Regions from separate parts of the Homo sapiens genome. Here region 1 is linked to region 2. The links are chromatin loops, found by intact Hi-C in ENCODE. Cell type or tissue: body of pancreas. All regions are shown on one strand. Each heading gives the region's core, and the rest is flanking DNA. Links, peaks and the distances in the headings are about the cores only. Region 1 overlaps ASB4 (ankyrin repeat and SOCS box containing 4). Region 2 overlaps PDK4 (pyruvate dehydrogenase kinase 4).

Region 1 (12,071 bases), core at 2,088-10,087, 48 kb before region 2:
GTAGGCATACAATTTTGTGTTCCAACCAACTTTGTCCATGGTTAGCATTTTCTTATTCAGTTGTTTTGCTCCTTTGAGTTCCTTTAGTTTGGCTGTATGCTAAAGACATTTAGGATAGAGTTGGCTACTGGTAGATGGCTGGTATTACAAACATTTTTGTTGCTACTCAACAGACTGTGTAGGAGAGCTGGCCCCCCTCCAAAGGAAAAGTAAAGAAAAACTATTCAATTTACTATGCAGATGCTTCAAAGTGATTTAGAACAACTACTCCACAGCCCGACTTTCCAAAGAGAAAGTCATCTTTACGACAAGTAAGTGACTGACTCATTTATCCAGAAGATAAAGTGATTCGTTCTTGTGTGGATGGGGAATTCAGTTTCCTTATTTACAAGGAACAAGGTCAGAGCTGAAGATGTTTTCTTCCAAATACAAAGCCAATTTGTAGAGGGTGTATTTCACTGAAAGCCAATGTGTAAATTACATAAGCGGGGGAAAAAAGAATTATAGGGTCTGCAATTGCTTTCCAGGGTACAAAAGGACATTTGATTTTTTTTTCTCCCAGCGTAATTCAGAAGAAAGTGACACCCCAGGGAGCCAAGATTGGGTTTTCTTGTAGGGCAAGAAAGACATTTTTCTAGAGGAGGAAAAGGTAACACGAGGGTCTGGGAGAGGTAAGGATGATTTCTGCCATTGAACAATGCTGTATATGAAGGTAGGCAGTTCTCTTTGATCATTAAGTACCTTTCTGAACACATATATATCAATATAAAAGAGTGGAAGTAGCTTGAGAATGTTTCTGCTGAAGTGGCTTACAGATGATGTTTGGATGAGAAGAGAGGCAGGAAGACTTACCTTGAATCTCTTTTTTAAGAGATTGTGTATTAATCCATGCTTTTGGGGGTTGGATGGTGAGATGAGGTGTCTAAATCTCTCTTCAGTAGTCACCACAGTAGAAATAACTTTTTTGTCTAATTGTTCCTCCATGAAGGGAGAATAAGAGATGCCAGAGACTCATCAAGGTGAGCTTACTGAACATCTTCTGTTTTCTGGGCTGGCAAGGTCAAAAGGAGGCTGTGGTTTCTCCCTTTGGGGTCCACATCAGTCTGCTGTCTCATGTTTCCTTTGTCTTATGTTTTCATGAGGAAAATGCTGCTAAAATAAAACTCCCACTAATCTCTGTCCCTAACCTTCTCACTTCACTTAACAGATTGATGAGTTGGGAGGAGGAATTGACTTAGCTTGCTCAACCTTGGGTCTAGAGGATCCTTGAATTCTTTGTTCATTTATGTGGCAGGCTTCCAGTAATAAACTCTGTCTGCCAGGGAGAGGCCTGCAATTTTAGGGTATAAATTCAGTTTGGGGGTAGAATGTTAGAAGCTGTGTATGGCCCCCTAACTAAACATATGTAATCTATTTTATCAGTAGTAAAGATGATATTCTGATCTCTGATTGTCATCTTCATTTCATTTTTTAATAGGTCCTACACTAAAAAGGGAAAATTACTTATTGGGCTTCTAACACTCTTCGTGCTGTGACACCAAGGGTCTTAAAGATGAGGACAGGGCAGCCCTAGCTACAACTTTTCGTTTATCCTTTATTTATCCCCCACAATCTGTTCCTTACCTGTTTCAGTCCACCCAACTCCCAGTGACTTGACCTTCTAATTCAATCTGCTGGTATTTAATCTGTCTTCATCTCTTGATCTTCATGACCCCCTTGATAATCTCACTTTGAATGCTTTCTTCATTTGGTATCTTTCACTCTGACATGTCTGGTGTTTTTTTGACTTTGGAGTCATGCAGACTTGAGTTTAAATCCTGACTCTACCATTTCCTAGCTAAAAGACCCAGAGGTTAAATTTTCTCAGCCTTTGGTCTTAAATCTCTGAAATGGGGATGAATATAGGACCAACCTCATAGGATTGTTCAACGGCTGAGCAAGTTAAAGTATATGAAGATTTAACACAGTCCCTTGCACATAGTAAGTCCTCGAAAAATGGTAGCTATTATTTTCCCTTCTTCCTCTCTCGTGCCTATTAGGATTTCTGAAGCTGTAGGTAATGATCCTCTATCTTTTCCATTTATACCCATTTAGACTGTCACTGAACTTCATGGCTTCTGCCAGCACATACTTTGATGACACATAATAACTCCATCTTAGCTTTCTAATGGGGAGCATCTATTGTGTACATTTTTTGCTGACATGAATGGCTGGGCGCGGTGGCTTACACCTGTAATCCCAGCACTTTCAGATGCCTAGGCGGGCGGATTACTGGAGGTCATAAATTCAACACCAGCCTTACCAACATGGTGAAACCTCGTCTCTGCTAAAAATGCAAAAATTAGTCAGGAGTTGTGGCATGATTTGTAATCCCAGCTACTTGGGAGGTGAGGCAGGAGAATCGCTTGAACCCAGGAGGTGGAGGTTGCAGTGAGCTGAGATTGCACCATTGCACTCCAGCCTGGGCTAAAAACGTAAAACTCCATTAAAAAAAAAAAAGATGAACTATCCTCCTCCTCATTATCTGTCCATCCCAGATTAGTATGTTCCTTATTTCTGTCAATCAGTGGCAACTCTTGTTTGTCCTCTATCTCTGGCTTCCAAGTTGTATTCTTTCTTCCTCCTATCTGATTAGTATTAAGCCCTATACTTGTTTCTTCTCCCAGCTTCAGCCACCCCTCCTTCCCAGCACTAGCCCTGACACCAGCCTGGGAGCCGGTTGGTGCACTTCCCATTAGCCTCCCCTCCACTCTCTGCCCTCGATGCACTTGTCTTCTCCTCTGTGGGTTGCTGATGGTGCTCAAGGATCACCTGATGATCTTTATGTTAGTCTTTTATTATTTACTGACTTATATTGCTCTCTAACTCTTTGAAATTATTTGTGTCTTTTCTCTTCAACTAGGTTGTAAACTGCTTAAAGACAAAAAACAGGTCATAAATCTCCCAGAATTACTGTCATAGTACTAAACCCAGTGCTCAATAAAGGCTTCTTAATGGAATGGATAGGTTGAATATCATCCCTTCTCGTTAAGAGTGTATAATAGCCTCTTCTTGCCTGTCAAGTCAATCCCAAGCTCTTCAGGCTGACTTCCAGATGTGCTGCCAGCTGGCTTCATCTTACCAGCTCTGACCTTTAGCCCTGCCCTGACTCCATCCAGGTTGGCCTCTTTACTGTCAACACACACAGACACACTCACTCACACACACACACATGCACATGCACACACATGCGCACACTCTTACTTAGTTGGATATTAAGATCATAACCTTTCTGTCTCTGTTTTATCTGTGATCCCAAGACATTAGGTCTTTACCACCCTACACTGAAAAAGGCAATGCTAGACCACCTATGAGGAAGGTTGTCGAGCAACACATTTCCCTATGGAGAGAAAGTCGGTTTTGTGATCTTTTGCTCAACAGTAATAGGTTGAGGTTGATACGGTCTGGGAAATTAGGAAGAAATGTCTTTGGAGAAAGTTGTTTAAGTGCAGAGGCATGCCTCTCTTCTAATGCCTCACCTAACACCAAGTGAAAGGGGCTTTAGGAGGACCCCCTCAGAAAGGTTGATTTATGTTCTCCGAAGTTTCATGGGAAAAATGGAACTGATACGAAACTCATGATGAACAAATTTAGAAGAGCAGATCTGTGGCTGGAGCTGCTTGTTGGGTGGCAATGGAAAGAAAGATGATTAAACTGGGAGTCAGGAATGCCTTTTACTGGCCACACCAAAAGTTGGTTAAGTGTATAAACATCCATGTAGTTTAATCTAAATGTTAAAGCTAAATCTTTCTATCTCCTGAAGGAGATTCTGGCCATCTTGACTAAGCTTTCAAGTATTTTTGGTTGGTTAATAAACTATTAAACAGAGTGTGCTAAGAGCTAACTGAATTTCATGTCATCTTTCATTTGTTAATGAAAGGTAAAATACCAATAAGTGTGGTTTAGTACATGACACCAGCCCTCTGCAGGCATTGGACTGGGAAGATAACTTGGCTCAACTTGCATGTTACTCTGTAGTTTACTTTACCTCGTGGTCACCAGTGAATCTAAGTTGATTGACTAACATTGAATTTTTTGATAAAATGTTCTGTAGAGCTGGAAGAGTTTCCCAGGCAGCTGGGAATGTATTCTGTGTCCAGTCTGTCTCTAAATTGCTTCAATTATGTACAAAGGCAAAGTAATTCTTCAATTCTCATCTTCTTTGTTAGTGCCTCTTTTTCACTTGCTCGTGGAAGGTGAAAGAAATTGGTTTGATTTTATTAATCTATCTATTTGCCATGGTGGCAGTGTACTGGAATACTCAAAGGCGTGAGACTTCTGAAAATCGTTTTAGCATTCCAGGGAGCTTAATAGGTCTGTGGGTTCTGGTTTTTTTTTTACAGATAGGGTCTTGATGTGTTGCCCAAGATAGCTTTGAACTCTTGGGCTCAAGCAATCCTCCTGCCTCAGTCTCCCAAGTAGCTGGGATTACAGGCACATGCTACCATGCCCACTGGTCTGTGAATTCTTGATGTCTCTGTGAGCAGAATGAATGAACCATATATGTGCATCAAACAGATGAAACTCTGTGCTTCCTCTGCAGGTGATACAGGCCTGCCATTCTTGTCCTAAAGCAATTGAAGTTGTAGTCAATGCCTATGAACACATCAGATGGAACACAAAGTGGAGAAGAGCTATCCCCGATGATGACTTGGAGGTAAATAATCGATTCCCTTCTAATAGTTTTCACTATCAAGTACTTCCAGACTGCTCTAGAAGTACAGAAAATTGTAACAAAAAAGTTGGTTTTGAGAATGCCTTTAAAGCGTACTCAAATGCAATGAGACAAAGGGTTATAAAATGCAGGTTTGAGAGTTAATATTTCCATCAAATATGTGGCATTAAGGAGTGTCTTGGGGAATTCCTCCATTTAAGGGCAAGTTGAATTAAGTATATAAAGGTGGCAGTTTTCCTTTCTTCTCATTAATTTAGATGAGTTAAATGATAACATTTGGAATTGCTTATATAGCATTTTTACCAGAATATTAAAGCGTTTTGTGTAGATTATTTCATTTACTTTTAAATATCATGAAGTGACTATTAGGCAGGAAAGAGTTTTAAAAACCCTGTCTTGGGTCCTACAGAAAACCATTGGCAGAGTCAAGTTCTCACTTGCAGACTTTCAGACTTTGCTACCAATGTATACCAGTCCTTCCCACTGAACACCCTTGGTTCTTGGTTTTAGATGTCAAAGTCTGTCTGTAACACATGGAGAGGTATCAGGCACAGGGTGCAAAGTTCACTGGGCTTGGAGGTCTGTGGCTTAGGTGTAATCTTATTCTGCTACTTATTGGCTGTGTTACTTTTAAAAGTCACCTAACTTGAGTGAGCTGCATTAATCCTTCACTTCCATTAAATATCTGAATATATGCATCACACCAAGCACATAATGTGTTTAAAATTGCTATTTTGGTTTAGATTCATCCAGGCACTTCACACTTGCATATTTTATCTTATCTCCTGGGTTCTGAATTGTAGAATGTTATTTCCCCTCCCCTTTCCTTGTATACCACCGCCTCACTGCTCCCATTTCAATATTGCGTTTAATTTTTGCCTCACCAATAGAGACCCTAGGAAGCTGCCATTACGTATAGAGGTTAGTTGCAGCATTGCTGATTTTTATTGATGTAAACTGTGGGGCCTTGCTAACTTTAATTTGTCTTGCCTTCCTTTTCAGAAATACTGGGATTTTTACCACTCTCTCTTTACTGTGTGCTGTAACTCTCCAAGGACTCTCATGCACTTATCGAGATGTGCCATTAGAAGAACATTACACAACAGATGCCATAGAGCAATTCCTTTGCTTTCCCTCCCATTGTCATTGAAAAAGTACTTGCTTTTAGAGCCAGAGGGAATTATTTATTAAGCCTTATGAGACAGCAGTTCCCAATCCTAGGTATTTAAGTGGACTTGCTGGGTAGACACAGTTTGCCTAAATAAAATGGTACTTGGGTTGATTATAACACTTCAGGGATTTCAAAACACTTTACAAACACTGCCATTAATCCTAGAATATCATGGTATGGGGAAATAAAGAAGAAGTAAAGTTAAGGAATTTTCAAAGACAAGGATGTATTCAGAATGTACTGATAGAACAGTAATAACTAATATGTATAGTGTTCTTACTAAGTACCTGAAATATTTTTGTAAAACTTCTTATATCTTATCTCATCTGAAATGGGACCCAGGTTTTCTTCCAACCAATATAATTCTGTGCCTTATCAGTAATATGTTTACATTCTCATTCAAATGGCCATATAGCAGGCTTTGCAATTGGCCTCTTAAACTTGGTGTTTTCCCCCATTACCCCTTAGCAGTAATTACTGTCACTAGTTTTGCAAACTCCTACTCCCCAAACCAAGCTACTCAAGTTTATTTCAGTGATGAAGGCATATGAGCATAGTCAAAACAAGGAGATCTTGGAGTCAAATTAGAAATGAGAAAGAAACATCAGTCCAGTTAATAGTCAAGAATGGACATTTGAACCAGACATCACTGAGCCAGAGACTGGAGATGCAAAGATGAGTCCCATGTGACTCCTGCCTTCCAGGATCTCACCATTTAGCAGAGGATCCAGACATACACACAGCTAACTGCAATATAAAGTGATGGGGCAAGAGTACAGGTGCAGACTCACTTTTAATGCTTATCTTTCAAAGTTGTGTTTCTGACATGAAGTGTGATTTTTCTTTTAAGCATGAAGTTAAAGAGTGAAGGGGTTATGTAAAGTAGAGGGATCTCCTGCTCTTGTTAGGGTATTTTTAAGGTTTTTTCTAGATAGTGTGTCTTTTTGGTATGGTTTCTTGGTTAGTATTAATACTTTCCCAGACTCCTTGAGAAAAATATTGCACACTCAATGGCTCCAGTGCATGTGACAAGGAAGCATAGGAAAATGGGGGAAAGAAAGTGTGTGAGGGGACCTAGTTGATTACTTCGGTCTTTTTATGTAGCAGACTGACATTTCATAGCATTGTAGCTAAGAGATAAGGAGCACTTTGCTAGTGACAGTGGGCTACGAAAAGTAAATAGAGAGACTTTTTGAAAATGGTAAAAGTTTGAGAAACTTGGGAAGATTAGTGTGTTAATCAGGCTTGCTAGTTAGTGGATTGCAGAAAGAAAAATGTAGGTGATTAAGCTCTGGGCCTTGTGGTTTATGAGGTCAATTTTGCTTCACTTTTTTTTTTGTTCTTGCTATAATCACTTTTAGATAAGCTCATTGCTCTTAGCATCATTTTTTAGAGGTTAAAGCAGAAGTAAATTGCAAACAAATCTGTCAGTTGTGAGCAGATTTCTTTTATGTGTGTGGTTCTCCATCATATTTAACTTTGGATGCTGGAGTGTTGAATAGAGATGATGTCAGATATTCCAATAGGCTATCATTTAATGTTAACTGGCAATCACCTAACTGGTTAATCTCAGTTGAGACTGTGCTTCTGAACTGGGATTGTCTTACTCCCAGGGCTGTGTAAGAAAAGTCATAGGTGGATACAATAATCTCTTTTAAGTATCAGTTTTACTCAGATATTTTGGTGGAGATATTTTGTACTAAAACAAGATCTATATCATGGAATAGAATGCTGAATTTGTATGAATTATTCACATAAAGCTTGATCTTTCAAAAAATAGTTTGCTTGCAGCAAGTGGTATTAGAACACATCCTAAAACAGAATGAAATGATGTCTTTTGCAGCAACTTGGATGGAGCTGGAGGCCATTATTCTAAGTGAAGTAACTCAGGAATGGAAAGTGAAATACCATATGTTCTCACTTATAAGTGGGAGCTAAGCAATGAGGATGCAAAGACATCCAGAGTGATATAATGGACTATGGGGACTTGCAAGGGGAAGCTTGAGAGTGGGGTGAGGGATAAAAGACTACATATTGGGTACAGTGTACACTGCTCCAGTGATGGGTGCACTAAAATCTCAAAATTCACCACTAAAGAATGTATCCATGTAACCAAAAACCACCTGTACCCCCAAAACTATTGAAATCTTAAAATAGTAATAATTAACAAAGTAAAACAAGATCACACCCTGGAACAATTGGAGGATTGCTTGCTGCCCTGCATCTTAAGGCGTATTCTAGCAGCAAAGCTTGTGATGCACTGACTTGGGGCAAGTAAAACTGATGCTGAGGACAAAGGGAGAAGATGTTCCTCGCCCAGGGAAATGAAAACTTTTCTTATTCACCTTGCTTGTGCTTAAACACTTATGTTCATCTAGTGTAGAATACATGGCTACTTGTTTGTAATTTTTTTATTGGTGGAATTAAAGTAATTTTTCCTTATCTTTGAACTTTTATTTAGAGAACTTAAATAAAGCTCTTCTGTCTCCTTTCATCTTTGTGTTTACTTACCAATAAGACTCTTTTTCCTAACCCCGCTTTGACTTTTCAGCAATGACACTGAAGAACTCTACACATTTCATTGCTTTTATCAACAGTTAAAAAGAAAAAGAGAATCAGGGATTGTGCCTGTAAATAAATAATGTTTTCAAAAGAAAGTAAAGGGTAACTGTGGCCAAAACACAAATACAATGCAGCCTCTTGCTGTAAGAACAAGTGTGTTTTAATAGTAGTAAAGAAATTGTACTGAATCATTCTCCTCTGCCTCTCACCATCTCTGTCCTCCTGGGGTTTTTCATTTTCCTTCATTCTCACTGTCCACTAAACCCTGGGCAAAGCAACAGAGGAAATTACATCCTCATGACGCCTTTGTTACTTTCTTAGAAAACTTTCTGTAAATAGGATCTACTGTCTTGAAGAAAAAAACAATCTCTCTTCTGAAACTTACATGAGAGGAAGAATCTTAGATATGAGGGAAAGATCACCTATCTTGTTTTCTCTCCTTCTTAGGAACTAGACACACTTGTGTTCTATTTTTTAATCATCGAGTGTTATGTCTCTACTTTGTCCTTCCATTCTAAACCCAGTGGGTTCTGATAAAAACACAGTAGTCGAACGATGATTGTAGGGATAAGAAAAGTAACAAACCATTTGCAGTGGGTTATCAATGTTGGAAAAGACAGCTGAGTCTTACGTTTTTATTACTCATCTGATTGTTTGTGAAGAACTTACAAAGTTCTAAGTTGGTACACTTTCCAAACTTTTACAAATGAATTCAACTATTCACCCATTTTCTTTGAAACACAAACACCACAGCTAGTATCTGGAAGGAATTCCTGTTACTTTCTTTAGGAGGATAAAGTAGATGCATTACAGTTAGGTGTTTGGAGGTTTGGCTCTGATGCTCTCTGTCTGGGTCCCCTCTTTATCTGACTCATAATATAGGGAAAATGACACACCTGCTCCAGGCCTCAGTTTTTTCATTTGTAAAATGAGAATAGTCACGGTGCCTACTTCATAGGACTTTTATAGGATTGTTTTGAGGGTTAAGTTATTAACAGATTAAAACATGTAGAGCAGACCATGACACTCAGTAGCATTTTATTGGTATTAATGTCCTTGCTTTTGTCATAATCATTATATTGTAGAGATAGGCTCCCACCAGTGGAGTAGTATATCCTTAGAGTGAATCTGTAGCTGCAGGTGATACATTGTAGATTTCTATTCACTTTGGGAACTGTTGGGTGAGCTTGTACTGTGTCAGGACTTTGATGACAGCTGGGAATCCACGGGGGAACAAGACAAACCAGGTCCCTGACCTTCCTGGGCTTTTTTGAGATAGGGAGTAGGGATAGAAATTCTCCACTGAGTGGGGGATTAGTAAACATGCCAACCAATTAATTTTTGCATCTTTGTATTTTTGTAAGTAGTAAAATAGACGCAATGATCTATTTTACTATGGAAAAATTTAGTCACTTGAAAATGTATCATATACGGAGCTGATTTCGCAGCTGTTTCCATCTTCAGTGGGGGAAAGAGAAGGAGGAGATGAATTTTGTAGCAGGACATAGATTAGCAATGAGATCCCTAGCAGGGAGGGTCATTGGGTATCAGAATGAATGAGCAGAGGGTAGAATAATTTCATTCATTTATTTTTTGACATGCAAGAATTTATTCTCTTAGCTGGGTATGGTGGCACATGCCTGTAGTCCCAGCTCCTCCGGAGGCTGAGGCAGGAAAATCACTTGAGCCCACGAGTTCAAGTTTACAGTGACCTATGATCACACCACTGTATTCCAACCTGGGCAACAGAGTGAGACCTTGACTGTAAAAAAACAAAAAAAACAAAAAAAAAACCCAAAAACTTTATTCGGTATTACTACCTGTGTAGTTCTCTGATAAATGTGGGAAGAAGAAGAGGAGTGTTGTTATCAAGTCACTTTAAGATTCATTTTTAGTAGCTCAAGGTTTTGGTTTATTTGTTTTTATTTAGAAATAAGGATAAAAACTACACAGTTTTTTAAAAAAATTAGATGCTGTCTAACTGAGCCATTTGGTTCATCAGAAAGGATTTTCAAAACCTACATTTCAGTGATAAGTTGCTTTGTTCATGTTTGATCATATCTGCCATCAATGAAAAACAATGTATGCAAAAACATCCCCCAAAAGTGGTTTTTTTTTTTGTTGTTGTTTGTTTGTTTCTTTGTTTTGAGACAGAGTCTTGCTCTGTTACCCAAGCTGGAGTGCCATGGCACGATCTCGGCTCATTGCAATCTCCACCTCCCAGGTTCAAGCGATTTTCCTGCCTCAGCCTCCCAAGTAGCTGGGACTACAGGTGCCTGCCACCATGCCTGGCTAATTTTTGTATTTTTAGTAGAGGCAGGGTTTCACCATGTTGGCCAGGATGGTCTCGAACTCCTGACCTCAAATGATCCACCCACCTTGGCCTCCCAAAGTGCTGGGATTACAGGTGTGAGCCACCGCGCCTGGCCAGCAGTTGTTGTTAAAAAAGCGACACTAAGTCGTTTAAGTGAACTTAAATTTCTTCTTTACTAATTGGTTTTCTGTTTTCTCAGAAAGAGCTATGTCTCAATGATATTGGATAACCACTCTGCAAATATATGCTGAATCCAGTTATGGAAATAAAATAGCCACCTTGTATTTCTTAAAGACAGCCTGGATTAGTTTTCAGTGCTCACTAAGCAGAGAAAAATGGACAAAACAGCTATCATGCTGGGGTGTGTAAGGCAGCCTCAGATGTAGAAGGTAGGTACTGAGGTCCTTCTCAAGATCCAGGAGCCAAGACACACCTGCTGAGAGGTACAAAGGCAAACATTCACTCCTTGTCCTGTTCCAGATGTGGTGGAAGCTGAAAGTCAGTATTTGACTGACAAGTGGTGGGAACCAATATAGATTACGAATAATTTGATTCAGGAAGCAAGACATACAAAATGAGCTGCCCATTCTCTAAACAAGGATCCTCTCTCTACCCTGCTCTGGGTCTTGGCAGAATGACTTTCACAGACTGTATCAACTGACTCCCTGTCGCCTGGCTTCCTAGAGGGTTCAGTCCATGGGAAGATCGGCAGAAGATTGGGGCCCTTCCTGGCTCCCTACCTACACTTCCACAGATAGCCCTTAATTAGTTTCTTTTCAGTCACCCCTATTGAGTGTGTCCTCCATTTCCTCTAGGGATCTGACTGATGCACACACAAAAAACACTGTGACAAGTCCGTGACAGCCTGGGCGGTGGTCGGGATGGTAAGTGCTATTGGAGTCGAGGGCAGATAGAAGCCACTATGGACCACGGAAGGCAGGTGGACTTGATCTGTGACCTGAAGAGGGGTGGGGTTTAGGTAATAGTTTGGGTAACAGTAAGGCCCTGGGGTTTGGGAGGGAATTTAAAAGTGAGTATCCCTGACAAAGGGTGAGAGCTGGAGTATACACTGAGTATTCACCACTGTCAGTTAGAGTAACTTGATGCACGTAGATGAACATTTGTTGTGTGTGGGGAGCAGAGGATGAGGTTGGAAGAGCTGAGTGGGATGAAATTATGAAATGTCTCAAAGAGTGGGGAAGCACCATGGGGAATCAATGAATATTATTATCATTATAATTATACTTTTTCCAACCTTATAATTTTTATAGCAGTAACAATTATGATACAACCATGTAACATTTACAGGG
Region 2 (12,071 bases), core at 2,362-10,361:
TCAATGCTCTTTTTAGTTATCTGAATATTACATTCTCATTTCAGAAAGTTGTACTAATTGCTACACTGTATTTTGTAAATGAACTGACAACAAAATACGTGGTCTTGAGATTTTACTCAACAGGGCTATTTGGATCTTTTTACCATTCTGTTATCTCCTTGATACCCCAGGTGCCACATTCAGACATTCAAACTATCTTCAGTTGAACTCCCATTTACCTTCCCAACTTTCTCCCCAGATACTTTCTTCAAAGTTCTTCTTTCCATTTTCCGTACATAAATTGTCTTCTTTTCACCTAGTCACTTTAGTCTGAAATCACTTTTCTTTCTTTAAATTTTTGATAGTATTTCACGTGAGTGCATTTACCTGGCTCTCTCTCTATATATAGGTATAAATATTTTATTTTATATATATATATATATATATATATATATATATATATATATATATATATAGTATTATGGTATCTTCTCATTGCCTTGGAGTGTTATAAAAATCATTGGTCACAATTGAAGTTCTTACGTGTTTGTATCTTGACTCTTCAAATTTTTAATAGGATGCTGAACTCTTTGAGGGCAAAGACCTTGTATTAAGCCTGAAATAAAAGGTTTAAATTATTGTGTGTATATGTTTCAGCCATGATCCATCTGGAAACAAGCATAAATCCTTCCCAGATTGAAAAAGAAATGCTGAGGGCCATTAAAAAGTATTAAGATGGGTGGCATTGGTCTTAAGTCAGTAGAATAAACTGCTCAATTAGAGATTATTCCATTGCTTTTCTCTGTCTTCCCAACTCATCGAAAACATATCAATCAAGAAATGCTTTTTAATATCTGCTATATGAAAGACAGGCTTAATGTCATGGTCTTTACCTAGGTATGTGTAACTCACAGTCCTGGATTGCAGGGAACACACAATCTAGTTGGGCTTCTGGACTTTATACCTATCTATAACATATAACTAGCACCCCTAGCAATTTTAAGTACTAAAATTGTCCTGACCATGTGAGAGTTTACAAGATGTTGGCATGCCCAGTCCATGAAAGTCAGCTTTAACCTGGGCCCAGAAGATTGTAAAAAACAGAGCACAGAGGAAGGGTATTTCAGGTAGGCATATTTCCAATGAGCAAAAAGAAACATGTTTGTTACATGTTTAGAAAATAGTATTCTGAATGGTTCAGTAATGGAAGATATAAATTGTAAGGTTGAAGTGCATAAAACTATAACTATCATATACATTTCAGATTCTTAGGCCCTGGGAAGCCAGTAAGGGATTTTGAGGTTGGCAGTAATATTATGAGAAGGCTGGTTTAGGAGAATGAATCTGGCATTATAGTGCAGGTAGACTGAAGAGAGATTGGAGGCAGGGTATTTAGTAAAGAATTACTAGAAAACTTACATTCAGAGACTTTAGAATTTGGCATGCCTTTCTTGTACAAGGCTCATTTAGGTAGAAGAGAAGATAGAAACTCAAAAAGGTAAAGAGAATTGCATGAGAACGTGATAAAATATTTTTGTTTTAAAGTTTATTTCTGTTTTTAATAATATATTTATAATTAAAAAATCATTATCTTTAAAAATGAACTTAAAAGAAAAAGATTGAATCAAGGGCAATTCTACCAAATATCTATGTATAACTCTATCTATCTGTCTATATTTGGGTAGAAACATAGTAAAGAACATAGCTATATGAAATGGATAAAAACTTGAGATTTTGCCATTCAATAGACTATTTGTCTTAGATATTAAAGTATCTTTTTACATTTATGGAAAACAGTATGCTAATAAATAATTTCTAGCTATATTGCATTATTTGACAACCAGTCATGTGTAATTTCCATTACATTAATGGTAGCAGTAAACATGAAAATGATGTCTCATGATTCGTTGATGAGCTTTATTATTTTGTTGCTGGATTTATTATTAAGACAGCTCACATCATTTTCACATCATTTAGTAGATTCAACATGTTTTCAAGGCTACTGACATTTCTGCTGGTTTTGAGTGGCTTTTAATGTTTATTTGCACTTGGGTAGGAACTGAAAAATGTCACCAAAAGACAGTTACTCATTTCCATTAAGGAGCCATGATGTATGGATGGTAATACGTTTTCATCTGAGTCCAAGGTAAACACAAAGAAAGAATACTCATAAAATCTGAAGCCCTGGCCCATTTGCTCAAGAAATTTCCTTATAAGTGATAACGTTAGCCATTATTTAATTTCTTGTGATATATGTAATAATTTCATAGCCAAAGGCCACCAAAGGAAAGTGACATTTAAACAAAAATGAGTTGCAGTTTAATTGGTTTGGAAACATATCTCAGAGTGTCTGCAATATTATAAAACTTATTGAATACGTCTTCCAGCATGAGATCTTATAAAATTTGATGTACTATTACTTAACACAGAGTTCCAACCTATCCTTAAATGCAGGGATACTGTTCTATGGCCAGAAGTTTATTCATGTGTTCATTTATGTATTTAGGCAGTGAATGTTTATTGAGTGCGTAAGTAACTGTGATGTAAGATAAAAAAGGGATAACTGTTAAAAAAAAAAAGACATCTGTGGATGGAATGCTAATGAAGATAGAACCCTACTGCTCTAGGTATTCATAGTAGGGCTTAGTGACTTCTTATATAGGCTCCTATGAAATTATAAAAGTCTCTTAATTCTTCCACCAGGACAGACCAAGATGTTCAGGAGATTTCACACACATTTTCAGTGTTGGTATACATCTAAATGTAAGTGCATCCCTGAAAGTATAGTAGGAGAATAAAGGAATTATCAAGATTGATGTCCAGGTTACTAGCTCACATGATCTCTTTCTCTTTCTTTGCACATGTATTGGTAGTTGAGATAAAACACTACTCCTAGCCAAATGTGGAATTTGAGAGAAATGGTCTAAAGATAGTTTTGGTGGAAATTCGGCCCACTTGACTGAAGTTGAAAATTAGTTTTCTTTGGAGTATACACATTGACTTGAGTCAAAAAGATACATGTGCAGACATGGAGAGTTGTAGGATTCAAAGTTTTACAGCTATTAAGAGAACACGAGCGAAGGTTCTCAGACTGTGGAGTGCACTAACTCCCTACTTCCCTGACAGCTTAGTCCAAGGAAACTGTACAGCTAGATCTTGTGCCTGTGTGCAGGTGTGCGCTCCTCTTAGCTGCACATGGTGCAGTGCTTCCTCAACAGAAGTGGAAGAAATGAAGGCAGTCAAGGGAATGGAGAGTCTCATTGTCAACCTCACTAAAGGTTTTTCAGTAAAATGTCAACCTTACTATAGATTTTTTAGGGTCTAATGCCTTAGGCTGATGGCATTTTTGACTCAAATATGATTATTTTGACAAGATTTATAATTTAGTTATGGCAAAGTCATTCCACTATTATCATTTAATTCTAATCTATTTTCCTCCTTCCCTTCCCTCCTTCCCACCCCAGCCCCCGATTTGTAGAACCTTGCCAGTAAGGTCATTAGGAAGGTGGGCAAAGGAAGTTGTCTATGATAAAGTAGGATTAAAATAGTAAAGAAAAGCACTAAAGAGAGCAAAGATAATACATACCACAATTTAACTTAGTAATCTCTATCCTATTTCCACCTTATTATTACTCTGACATTTAATCCAGAAGTCATTGGGAACCTAAGCTATCTAGATAATTATTTTGGTACTCCACTGTTTGTATGCAAACACAGACATAAAATGAAACTTTAAATTTCCAGAAATATGCAGAAACATATGCATTGCAAAAATGATTATTGAATACAAATTTGTAGGCAAACACACCATTGTACTGTGTTATTGTAACTCAAATTCTTAGTACCTTGAGGTAAATTGAGAAAAGAACTTTAAAACACAATGTCTTTTATCATCATAAAAAATATTTATTATAAAAAATTATCACATTTCTCTGTACATAGCATAAAGACAAAAACACAATGTATACATTAATAATTTAAGTGGGCCTGAGTATTCAGTATCCATCTACTAGAATCCTAAAGCTCTTCCCCAGATTTCACAAAGGCCAATGTAGATTATTTCTATTTTATCAAAGTTCATTTGCACAGTTGGTGTAATTGAGATACTAACATTTCTTTTTTCTAGTGTTTTAGAGATAGTTCACAGTATTTGAGTTAATTAATTAATCAACTGATTTAAATCTTTGGTAAATACAAGTATTTACATGTAAAAATGTTTAGCTCAAATTTCAGTAAAAAACTGAAATGACAAATAACCTACTGCAAACTGTTTTGTATAATCAGAAATGCATGAGCTGGACTCCCACCATTAAGAAATGTCACTGTCTAGGACTTCTGATGATAAAAACTGAAATCCACAAAAAAATAGTTGAGCTTCTATTACCATTACCAGAAGCACCACAACACTAGGCCACCATGAAATTACACACAAATGTCAAATTCAACATATAAACCATACTGATTATTTTACAATGCAGAAAAATCCTCCTTTTTTTCTATATGCCAGTTTAAATGTTAATTGACACGGGTAAGTTTATTATCTCAAAGCCTACTATCTTGTAAGAGTGAGAGGCATTTAAAGAATCCATACTGCTTTCAAAACACCAGTTCTTCCTCTTGCCAATGACATATCCCAGAAAATACAGATTTTTTTTGAAATAATTTGTGGGGAAAATAGAAAAATGCCTGCCTTCTGCTTCCCTCTCTTCCTATATCCTTTCTTTCCTTCCTGCCTTCTTTCATTTTTCCATTTCTTCTTCTCTAAGAGTAATCAGCGCAACTGGTCTGCCAACCTTCAAATTATACCTTAACTCTCCCAAAAATACCATATGCATTTCAGGTGTCATTCATTATCTCTCAGTCACAACAACTGACAAATGAAAGCATGCTGGCATGAGAATCTCTTACGTCCAGGCTATTTGCTTAAAATAATTACTCTAAAAGGTACTTAAATTCTAATGTTCTTGAGCCATTTGAGAATTAGTAATTTTTAAACAGACATATTAATGCTGGAGTGTAGAGAATATAATTAAATATATCAAAAATATATCTTTTAAGCCTAGAAAATGGATGCCTTTGGATTACCTTCATTTCAGGGTAGAGAAAAGCCCTTCCTACTGAATTAGGCTCTGAACATGTGATTTCTTTCCCTAACACTAGTTTTTCCAATCTACTAATTTATTTATAAACAAAGCAAAGTAAGAGATATTTTTGCTGTTACTTTGGCAATTCTCTCTCTCCAATCCCCAACATCCCGAGTTCAGTGCACATCTAACAATTCACTCAAGACTAGGCACCTGACAATAAGTGTTTACTTAGTGTGTAAAGTGAACAAGAAAAGCAGCATAATAAAGGAGCTGTGTTTTTATCAGAGGAGCCTTCCTTCTGAGTTTTTACATAAGTTGATGCCTTCACTGCAACTTTGAATACAATGCTTTGAATTTTGAAACACTTGAATAAAATGTTTGAATGCTTTGAATAAAATTCCTCCTCTTTCAGAGTAAACCTTATTTTAGTCACCAGCATTTCCTTCCATAGCACATAAATATGTTCAAAATGTACATTGACATATATTTGTAACCACATAGTGTAAACTAAGTTTTAATCCTTTGCATGGCAGGAAAATGCTGGTATTCTGACACCAATATCTTTTGATGTGAACAAGAGGCCTAAAATATCAGTCTTAGTGAAACTGCTAACCACCATCTTCACACTCACTCCCTTTCTTATTCTTATCAAAAACAGATGGAAAACTGAGGCTTATTTCTTCAGGATTTGATATAAACTCAGGAGTTATTCTACATTAAAAAATAAGGAGCTGGCCATCTGTTAACTCCTGTAGTCTTGCACTAAGTTCTCCTGGGTCACAGAAACAAGCTCCATTCCTCATTGGATCAGTGTTCTGATTAAGGAGTTTTCGTTGCTGTCGTTTGTTTTGGAGGAAACAAGGGTTCACACACAAACATTCAGGAAGCAGCACTGGTGTAGACCCACTTTGATCCCGTAAAGTGTCCTGAGTGTCCCTCTTCACATGGCCACTTCTTTTGCCAGGTTCTTTGGTTCCCTGCTTGGGATACACCAGTCATCAGCCTCAGAGCTCATCTGATAATGTTTGAAGGCTGACTTGTTAAAAACTGGAAGTTTTTCTATAGACTCAGAAGACAAAGCCTAAAAGAAAAGGGGGGAAAAACATGAGACCAAAGAAATTATGCATGGCATAATTTGCACTTGAAGTTATTACTCAAAATACATTCAGAGGTAAGTATCCAAACATTCAAATACATTCATTTAATTGACACAGTAATAAGAGCACACTGGTGCCTGCACTCAGTCTATGGCTCTTTCTTAATAGTTTGAAGACTTTTGCTCATTTAAGAAGTGAATACATTAACTATTTCAGATGGTGAAAAGGCCATTTGGCAAGTAATTCCAGTGCAAAAAATGGGAGCCTGAAAGTTTAATGTTTTAGTTGCTAATATCTATATTTTCAGTTGAAATAGTCAGCAAATGAACAGAATCAAGACAGTGATCTTAACAAAGAAATTGAGGCTTTACCAGAAACAGGAAAATATGCACCAAGGTTTTTTTTTTTTTTTTTTGAGACGGAGTCTAGCTCTGTTGCCCAAGCTGGAGTGCAGGGGCACGATCTCAGCTCACTGCAACCTCTGCCTCCCGGGTTCAAGCAATTCTCTTGCCTCAGCCTCCCAAGTAGCTGGGGTTACAGGCACCCGCCACCACACCCAGCTAATTTTTGTATTTTTAGTAGAGACGGGGTTTCACTGTGTTGGCCAGGCTGGTCTAGAACCACTGAACTTGTGATCCACCTGCCTCGGCCTCCCAAAGTGCTGGGATTACAAGCGTGAGCCACTGTGCCCAGCCAACATGCACCAAGTTTTTAAGTTCAAACAGTGAATGTCTGGCACCCCACTGACAGCTTTGGAACAGTCAGCTTTCCTTTCCCAGGATTTCTAACAAGGTCAGCTTAAGGACTTGAGTATCTTGATACCTGTTATTTTTTCAGGCTGGAACATTATTAGCATATATTTCCCACAAATCTAAGTAAAATAAAAGCACAGCTACTCTCATAGATGCCAAAAGGAGTTGCCTTAAAAAATTCACATGAACATGTCCTCATTCTGAAACTTTGGTAATGTATTAACCTTCTTAGGAAACAATTTTGCTTCACTTGAGGCAGGTAGTATGGCCCAGCTTCCTCTTTGGTAAGTTATCATATTAAATAATGTACACACACCCAGAAAGAGAAGAGAATGAATGACCTGTAGTCATTATTTGCATTAACTCAGTTTGGGGAATTCACTCCAGACCATAGCACTCAAGGCTATAAAAGGAGCAATGGTTTTAGAAACAGGATTTTGCTATTGAATTCAAGGGATACCTTTAAGTAGATGATAGCATCTGTTCCATATCCTGATAAAGAGTAGAGATTCAGATCTCCTTGAAAGTACTTTGCATACAGACGAGAAATTGGCAAGCCGTAACCAAAACCAGCCTAGAGAAGAGAGACGTTATCAGGTAAAGAAGTGTATGTGATCACTGAAATACAAACAAGCAGGAAATTACTGTCCTCACTGATACTAATGTCCTAGAACCTAAATAAATATCTTCTACTTCCAATCAGACATCCCTTGTTTCACCATTTTTAGCTTGCTTTATCATTCATTCTTATATCCTTCATGTCTAATTTTACTTAATTGATGAACTTGTCTAAATAATCCCTTGCAATCCTTGCTCTACATTTAGAACTAGGTGGCTGAGATTAATTTAGCCATATAATTGTTCTTACCAAAGGAGCATTCCGGGAATTATCCATCACAGGCGTTGGTGCAGTGGAGTATGTATAACTAAAGAGGCGGTCAATAATTCTCAGGGGAACACCACCTCCTCTGTCTGAAATCTAAAACAAACAAACAAGTCATCAAAGCCACACATTAAAAACAATGTGCATTTGTCTAAATAAAAATGGCTTTCCTTCATTTAAAAATCACCTGGCATATATGACTGTTATCTATTGCAAAAAGCAGACAGCTTTATTACTATTGACCCTATTTAATTCTCTCAAGAGACACCCAAAAGGAAAACAGAGAATGGTTACCTTAATGGTAAGGTCTTCTTTTCCCAAGACAACAATAACCTCTATTGGTGTAAGGGAAGGCTGATTTTCCTGGTGTTCAACTGTTGCCCGCATTGCATTCTAAAACAAAGCAAACCATAAGGAATTCAATGGCAGAGGAATGAGGGACAATAAATGTTTTTTTTTTTATGTTTAAAATAAAAGTAGCACAGAGGGTAATTCAAAGTTCCTATTTTTTTAAGTTAGTAGTAAAACAGCTTTGTAAATAGCCATTTATGAATGGGTCATGTAGGATGTATAATGAAAAATATTCATTTACTATGTAATATAGCTCCTGGGAGTAATGTCTAATGGAAACCAATTCTGCTAGCTGTCAAGTTCTTATTTGTAAGCTTAATTTAAATGTAGAAATTGGTTTTTATAGTCCATTTCCTAGCTCTCCCTTTTCTATCTTTCTATTACGTTTTACATCCAAGCACCAAAGACTACTATATAACAAATGAACAGTGAAATCATTGAACCAATTTATTGGCTTTCATAAAACTTGCTGTGAAAAGGTTGTTACTATTTAAAAGGACAGTCAATAATTCTAAATTGAATTTCAATTTGCATTTGATTATCATCTAACTTTTACCAATGATGGCAGAATAACTCTATGAGTTGTATCATTCAACTTAAAAATAAATCAAATCAATGAAAAAGTATCCTTTGTCCTTTAACACAGAACAAACTAAAAGATGTTTTCCGTCTATTGGCTGAATCTCATACAGATACAGTCTTGGTTTTCTTAACCCATTTTCCTTTCTCACCACCTGTCTACTTTCTGCTTTCTGGTTTTTAAATAATATTAAGTTCTAGTCATTAGCTGTAGTGAAATAAAGTAGATCAGATGTTTGTAGTACAGTCAGTACCTCACAGCAGTAACATTAGAATAAGTTAGGAAACAGGAAGTTCTGGAAAGAGTTATGTCAGAATTAGAGGCAGATTTGTCTTTTTTAGGCTTCCTTCTCTCCAATTCAGGGGACTCTTGGGAAGCATCAAAAAGCTTAAGGTGTTTTTCTATTTTTTGGTTTAAGTTCAATTTGATCTTAATTTAACTTAATCTTAGGACGCATGAAAGGATTTGATTCTTAGCACCTGGCTGCCTCAGACCAGTAACATCTGTATCCTTTGAGAGCTTGTTAGAAATGCACATTCTCAGACCTGAAGAATCAAAATCTCTGGGGTAGAGCCCAAGAATCTGTGTTTTAACATGCCCTGCAGGCGATTCTAATGCATATTACAGTTTGAGAAGCACAACTCTACAGGCCTGCTAGGCAAAGTGTGCATTGTGGACCAGCAGCATCACCCCTTAGCTTATTCAAAATTGAGAATCTCAGGCCCCACTCTAGACTTCCTGAATCAAAATTTTCACTTTAACTAAGTCCCCAGGTGATTCATATGCACTTTAAAGTAGATGATTGAAGGAACTACTGACTGTGCTCTTAGCACATTCTGGACTCTGAATGGAGCCATACCACCTACAGGAATTCTGGACCTGAACTGCTGAGTTAGGAGTAGGACCAGCCTGTGGGGGTGGAGGTAACAAGGCCTCATTCACTGAAACATTCACCCCATGACCTCTCTTAATGAATGAATAAATGACTAGTTCTTTAATGGGCACCTGAAAAAATAATAAGAACTTCCTCTTGGCTGTAAAGCATTGATACATCATGAATTGTATGATGCATTCTCAAATATGTGTTGATGCTACAATGAGCTACATGTACTTTGTCAAACATTGACTGTATAGTTTCTTTCTCTTAGGAGGACTAGAAGCATTCTTGGGAAAAGATATTGAGGCTTCTGTTTTGTGGCGAATAATAAAGGAGATAAAAATATAACTGTTAAACCTTTTTAAAAGGTAAAATTTCAATTATTGTGAAGTATCATACCTTAAATAGTTCAAAGAGCATATGATGGAGGTGAGAAGGAACATACACGATGTGAATTGGTTGGTCTGGAAATTTTCCTAGAAAAATAAAATTCATTAAGAATTTGTAAACAAATACTTCACTAAAATAAACCACCACATTCATGTGATTAACATTTTAGACTTCAAGAGGGTTGGCATATTCTCTACCTTCCCCATCCCCAAATCCTGCCCTAGAAACTTACCACTTAAACAGTAAATATTACTGGCTTATATTCAAAATGTTGTTGTAGTTGCTACATAATGCTCTTTTGTTAATTGTTTTTTTTTTGTAGAGATAGGGTCTTACTATGTTGTCCAGGCTAGTCTTAAACTCCTGGCCTCAAGCGATCCTCCAGCCTTAGCCTCCCAAACTGCTGGGATGATAGGCATGAACCACCTTGCTCCATATGATTAATTTTTGTATTTCTCCACAAATGTGTGAAGTTGGGTAAGTGTGGAAGAACAGTGCTATAAATTAGATTTTGTGGATTATTTCTATTTTCAACATTTTTGTACTGCACAATTTCAGAGTCAAAATTTTATGTATTTTAAGACAGAAGGGAGAAAACTGTGCTTATAGCATAATATTGAAATTAATGCTAACTATAATTTTCATATTTTTAATATTTAGTAAAATAACACACCTGATTTTTCTTGTTTTTTGTATCACCCAAACATTAAATCTTATATGTTAAATATGCTAAAATTTTACCAAGAGGATAAAGGAAACAGACAAACAAAAACCTCTTAATGCTTTTTGGAAAGAAAAATAAAAAGTAAAATAAAATTAGAAAGAAAAGAAAAATAAAAGTATTATTCTTCAGCGTTCCAGGCCTTGGCAAAGTTCGAATCAGAAAACACAAGGTCTGGCACAATCCCCTCTTTATTTTGTCCAACAGTTGGAGCAGTTTATCTACAAGTATTATGCAACAACCCTGTTTATGCTCAGAGATACGTTCCATTCTTTATTTGCTCTTCTACTTTTGGTATTTATTTACATTTGCTTGTCCCTAATCTGTTAGGCTACTCTTTGAGCAACTTGATTTTAACTGTCACCATAAACAAAAACTGTTCCTGTATAAATATTACTTGAGAAAGATGTTTACTTTAAATAGAAAAGAGAAGGTAATTCCAATTTAAGTATACTGTTTTGTTTTAAGATGCAACTATTTACCAGAACAGAATGGGAAGGGGTGAAAATAGTGCCTTTCGTTCATCATGTAGTCACTTCAGTCATTCAGACAGTATGGGAAGACCTTGTCAGAATTGAAATTTTGTTTGTTTGTTTGTTTGTCTGAGACAGGGTCTCACTCTGTCACTTGGGCTGGAGTGCAGTGGGACAATCATGGCTCACTGCAGCCTTGACTTCCTGGTCTCAAGTGATCATCTCACCTCAGCCTCCTGAGCAGCTGGGACTACACGTGTGTGCCACCATGCCTGGCTAATTTTTATTTTTTGTAGAGACAGTGTCTCCCTTTATTGCCCAGGCTGGTCTTGAACTCCTGGGCTCAGGCAAACCTCCCACCTCAGCCTCTCAAAATGCTGGGATTACAGGTGTATGCCACTGAACCCAGCTGAGCTGAAGATTTTTGAAGTATGTTCTGCTTCCAAAACAGTAGTATAAAACAATAGTGCAATTTTTTTTGTATTGGGGTGGAGACATTTAACATGAGATCTACCCTTTTAACAAAATGTTAAGTGTACAATACAATATCCTTAACTATAAGCACTATGTTGAACAGCAGAACTCTAGGATTTATTCATGTTGCATAACTGAAACTTCGTTATCTGTTGGATAGCAACTCCCCATTTTCCCCTTCCTCACAGCCTCTGACAACTACCATTCTACTCTGCTTCTGTGAGTGTGACCATTTTATACATCTCATATAAGTGGAATCATGCATCTGTCACTGGCTTATTTCTTATAGTGAAATTTAAAGTATTTTTGTCTCCAGGTCTTATGGGTAACCTCTTTAAGAGGATATTTCCACTGCTATATCCTCCCTACTTCTGGTCTCTTTATCCCTCATATTCTATAGGAAGTAA

Evidence for each region. Hi-C counts contacts between places; a loop is a spot of excess contacts. Peaks named below come from ENCODE experiments on the same cell type or tissue, not always from the same donor. Only the 100,000 strongest peaks of a DNase experiment are listed, where the experiment ranks them.
Region 1: a loop joins it to region 2, with 2.3 times the contacts of the local background. A loop is called at or near these places in 42 of 110 quality-filtered maps.

Annotation. Positions count from the first base shown.
Region 1 is chr7:95,531,855-95,543,925 of GRCh38, forward strand. It overlaps ASB4 (ankyrin repeat and SOCS box containing 4), which reads left to right. Exons shown (of 5, transcript NM_016116.3): 4 at 4,583-4,696; 5 at 5,717-8,379. The coding sequence ends at 5,905. Among named protein-coding and RNA genes, the nearest start is that of ASB4, 52 kb to the left of the region's middle. In body of pancreas, for the core only: no CTCF peak of the experiment used is centred there; a DNase peak (open chromatin) is centred at 5,267.
Region 2 is chr7:95,579,635-95,591,705 of GRCh38, forward strand. PDK4 (pyruvate dehydrogenase kinase 4) reads right to left here. Exons shown (of 11, transcript NM_002612.4): 7 at 10,006-10,082; 8 at 8,093-8,191; 9 at 7,784-7,894; 10 at 7,376-7,489; 11 at 3,865-6,147. The coding sequence ends at 6,007. Among named protein-coding and RNA genes, the nearest start is that of PDK4, 11 kb to the right of the region's middle. In body of pancreas, for the core only: no CTCF peak of the experiment used is centred there; no DNase peak of the experiment used is centred there; H3K27ac peaks cover 3,653 bases.